2 separate regions of the Homo sapiens genome follow, and region 1 is linked to region 2. Evidence: chromatin loops called from intact Hi-C (ENCODE). Cell type or tissue: MCF 10A. All regions are shown on one strand.

Region 1 (2,500 bases), 85 kb after region 2:
AAGAAGTAACTATGTGAGATGATAGACATGTTAATTTGCTTTATGACAGGACTATTTTACTATCTATATGTATCCCATAACATTGTGTTGTAAACCTCAAATATATACAATACAATTTATTAGAAACAATAAACAGAGAATGATAACTAAAGTCCTGATCTTCCTAGCACAATACTTTTACCAACTCCAATTTTTGCATGTTCTGGCTCTACAAATGAGATGAGGGAAAAGAGAACACAAATTCCCTATACATTTCTGATGCAGTAAACATAGCAATTGAAAATAGAATGCTGGAACTGTAATTCATGTGTAAAATTACACTCACTGATAAAAAATTTTTTCACATTACAGTAAATTTGCCCTTGAGAAAACGTGGTGAAATATTTCAGGTATTATTTTCTGTCAGCCTAGCCAACACGACCCAGGGTACTTTTATTCTTTCCAAGTCCTCATAATTGCTAGAGAATTTGTTCATTTCTTTAATGATAAATATTGTAGGAACACGAGAGCAGGTGTCCCTGAAATAACATTAATTAGGCAAACTAAAATCACATATGCATAAAGAACAAGAACAAAAGTTCTCTATTTAGAGCTAGTAAAAGCATGACTGGTATAAAGCTTACTGTCACGTTGTTGTCATTGTCACCATCATCATCCTTGTTATCATCTAATCGCAAGGCAATCTCACTAAAGACAGACAGAATTCTCATATTCTTTCACGGTCCCTAATGAGATTACCTTAACCCTATCCCTAGCTCTGCACATCCTGTGACATTAAATGATGCTTGTAAAGGACCATCTCTGCTAGATAATTTTGGTATTTTCATTCTTTTCTGAAAATCAGTACAGATTACCCAGGCTTTGCACCCCCAGAGGATCTGAGTCAGTGTTTTGGGATAGAGCCCAGCCATCGGTATGTTGTAAAAGCTCCCCAGGTGATTCTGATGAATCAAAACACAGAAGACTGGGCTCTGTCCCAGAATGACTGACTCAGAATCTCTGGGGCTCAAGGCCTGGGAGACATTCACTTCAAAAAACCTCCCCTGGGTGACTCAGATGCATATCAGAGAGTGAGAAATGCTCTCCTCAATTGACAGGCATAAATCTATCCACAACATCAGGAGGATACACCGGAGTTACAACCAATATCAAATGAATATTTGAATACAGACTCCAGCCATGGCCATAGCTAATCTCCCGTTGGCTTTCCAATTTGGATAAATGCTAAATTTGCTCATTAGGGTAGCTGTTGGCATATTTAAATATACCATGGAGACTGCAACTTTAGTGCATCTCTTGCATTTTCATATATTCACAAATCACCTTTATGAAGACTAGCTTCACAGAAAATAATTTTTTAAATGCACGTTAACAAGAACAGAAACCAAGCAACAGCCTCAATTTGAGAAAATGTTTAATTTTACCATAGGAATCTTTTTGTTCCCTCTCTTCACATGTTAAAATAAATCTGAGGCTATTTACAAAACCTTGTGCTGAATTAAGTGAAACACAAATGAAACAACCCTCATTATTAAAAGTCTATAAATTAAAATAATAACAAAGGCTGACCCCAAACTCCACCTAAGATGAGAGCAACCCGACATTTCAAGAAGAAACACTTTCCCAGAGAACAAGTCATGAAGCATGACATCTTAAAACTCCAGAGTACAAAATGTCAACACCAAAAGGACTGAGTTGGTAAAAATTGAGAAAGAGTGGGTACTGAGAAGTAAAATCTGTTTCAAACAAAACTAACTCCTGCAAGATTTTGCACTTCACTGAATAACTACAGCACATTGGTGTGTTCATTTTTTTCTTTTTTCTCTACAGATTCATTCCTTCTACTTTGTACAAGCCCTAACAGTAAGCTATAAAAATGTCATAAATTATTACAGTGCAAATAGTGTAAAATCTTATGCTCACAAGGAGGTCCAAAGTGGTAATCATGCATTCCTTAGTTTGAAATACAAAGAAAAACATGCTTTTTGCTTACAAAGTAAAATGATGACAATTGCAAAACATCTCAGTAGAACTGGTACCTAATTTCTGTTGCCAGTGAAGGGAGGGGAGATATTAGGACAGGTGTTAGAAAGGACAATGGTATAACTAAACCGTCATTCACTTAATGGAAGTCCCAGTATGATGAAAGAACAATGTTATTTTTAGATCAAATCCTTCCTATCCAGCATGTCAGTATAAAAATTGCTTCTCAGAGAACCAAAATAGGCCGGGCACAGTGGCTCATGCCTGTAATCCTAACACTTTAGGAGGCCGAGGTAGGCGGATCACCTGAGGTCAGGAGTTCGAGACCAGCATGGCCAGCATGGCCAGCATGGCGAAACCCCATCTCTACTAAAACTACAAAAATTAACTAGGTATGGTGGTGCATGCCTGTAATCTCAGCTACTCAGGAGGCTGAGGCAGGAGAATTGCTTGAACCCAGAAGGCAGAGATTGCAGTGGGCCGAGATCGCACCACTGCACTCCAGCCTGGGTAACAG
Region 2 (2,500 bases):
CTCAGTGACAAATTGAATGAAAACGTGAAGTATTTGCTGGGTTAGCCTACCTTTGCAATAAACATAACCAAAAGATTGGACTATGTCTTAAGTATATTACTAAGGGTGTTTCTAATTTTGACTACCTTTTAAAAATATTTTCATATGAAACATTTCAAATAGGATGCAAGAGTAAAGAAAAGGGTATGATGAACCCCCAGTATGGTATTGTGAACCCTAATGTACCCACCATCCAGCTCCAACAATTGGCAACCCTTGGGCAATCTTGCTCCATCTATTCTGCTAACTACTTCCCTGCTTCTGGATTATTTTGAAGCAAATCTCATTTCATTACATCACTTCAACCATCAATACTTCAGAATATCTCTTTAAAAGATTAGAATTCTATTCTTATACCTAGCTGCAATACTATTATGCTACCTAAAAACATTTATAGTAATTTCTTGATGTCATTAAATATTCAACTCCAACTACTTTTTGCATAATTATATACAAGTTAATTGTATAAAAGCTGACATATTCACATGAAAATGACAGCTGCCAAAGGCAGAGGCCCAAAATCCCTGAATGTTCTTAGTTAGATTTAAATTATTGATAGAAAAGAATGTCTTGCCTAGGCTTCAAGAACAAAAGTCTATTTCAGTAAAGAAAGCAATTCACTTTTAGGAGCATTTACTTTCCCCAGTGTACTTAAACAGTACATTTAATCCATCCACTTAACTAAAAATGATGGAGTGCCTGCACATGGAAAATTGAAAGCATTTTATTTTTAGGCTCAAGTTGTAGAACTCTATACATGACCAAGAAAACATCATAGAAATCTAATGAAGCCAGCTTGACTAAGCCAGCAGTTGGTTAATTTTTTGGTTTAATACAGAAAAACTGTCTTGAGTTTTTCACTGGTAGGTTAGAAAAATCAAGAATATAGACTATTGGAGCCCCAAATACTGAATTCTGGGACTGCTTCCATGGTATATTGACAATCCAGATGGTGTGTATGTATGTGTGTATTTAGTCTACTCAATTTTTATCACATGTATAGGTTCATATATTTACCGCCACAGTCAAGATATAGAACAGTTTCAATACAGGGATCCCTCACACTACCCTTTTATAGCTACAGTGGGTTTTTTTTAAAGGTATGATTCAGGAACCACCTGCATCAGAATCATCTGCAAGTGGGGGCCAGGTATTGCTTAAACAGGGCCTCACTCAACAACAGCTGAGTCATGAGTCAGAGATGCCAAAGACTGGATCTGGAAATCTGCATTTTAACAAGATACCAAAGAAATTTTTATTTATACAGTACTAAGTTTTGAGAACCTTTGTCTTATTTCAGCATTCTGTCTAGAGTGTATATTTTACTTAAAACTAGGCCTGAAGATATCCAGAACTTTTAAATTAAGGTACAATTAGAATTGTTGCATCTAAATATAATGAATCTAGTCCAAGCTCAAATGGAAAGGCTATTTTGGAATTAGAGGAGAAAAGCAATGTGTATAGTGTAGAGAAAAGCCATGTGTATAGCTGCATATAGAGTCAACTAAAATTGCAAAGTTTAGACTGTAAATTCCAAAATAGACAATATCAAACAAACCTCTTTACTAGCTCCTACCTAGGCACTGTGCTAGGTACTTCACAAACACAAGGTATTTCACCTTCATCTTAACTCTGTTGTGGGTCTGAAGGTTCACATTTTACAGATGAAGATACAAAGGCCCAGAGAAAAACTTATCCAACAGATACAGAGCTGGTAAGCAGCTGAGCTTGGGTTCAAATATACTAATAGATATGCCTGACATCAATATTCAACTCCGTGATGCCAAGAATTATATATAAAACACAGGACAGTAGAAACAGGTTGGTATGAATACTCTCCAAATGTCCTTTTTTTTGTGATTGAAATTTTATTCTCATTAAATTTTACTGCTGTTGTCATCCTTTTTGTTTGGGGATAGGATCACGATAGGACAGGACAGTGCCACCCAAAGTATCTGTTACCAGACTGCAACTTAAGTATAAAAATTGGGAGTAACCATTCAGAAACTTTCATAGCAATTTGACATTAATGTGACATCCAAGTGAATGATCAGCGGATTTGTCTCATTAAACAAAACAACGGCCAGTGCAGAATGCCAAACTTGCAGGGTGACTCCCACATGACTCAATACATACTGATCATACACAGCAGTACCATGCATGGGTCTGTGACGGGTTTAAAAAAAAAACAAATGGGTCTTTCCCTACAGATAGCTTAAAAAGCACTAGGCTTTGCAGTTGAAGTTTAAAGGTGTAATAAATGTACTCTGCTTCCCATTTGTCCCTGGTACAGGGCAGATACAAGGTGACCAGCCTCTCAGAAGCTGCCCAAGCCCTATAGAGCCTCCTTTGGGGACTTATCAAGGTGTCCTCAGACTAGTGACCATGACACCAACTATGCTGTTCTTTCACCAAGGTCAGTTCTTAACATGTTTAATTATTTCATAGAGAGTGGGCATGT

The links. Hi-C counts contacts between places; a loop is a spot of excess contacts. Peaks named below come from ENCODE experiments on the same cell type or tissue, not always from the same donor. Only the 100,000 strongest peaks of a DNase experiment are listed, where the experiment ranks them.
Region 1: a loop joins it to region 2, with 6 times the contacts of the local background. A loop is called at or near these places in 2 of 110 quality-filtered maps.

What each region holds. Positions count from the first base shown.
Region 1 is chr14:57,832,513-57,835,012 of GRCh38, forward strand. The region is part of intron 1 of SLC35F4 (solute carrier family 35 member F4); the gene reads right to left. Among named protein-coding and RNA genes, the nearest start is that of SLC35F4, 32 kb to the right of the region's middle. In MCF 10A, no CTCF peak of the experiment used is centred here; a DNase peak (open chromatin) is centred at 979.
Region 2 is chr14:57,747,302-57,749,801 of GRCh38, forward strand. All of the region lies in intron 1 of SLC35F4 (solute carrier family 35 member F4), which reads right to left. Among named protein-coding and RNA genes, the nearest start is that of SLC35F4, 120 kb to the right of the region's middle. In MCF 10A, no CTCF peak of the experiment used is centred here; DNase peaks (open chromatin) are centred at 1,200 and 2,160.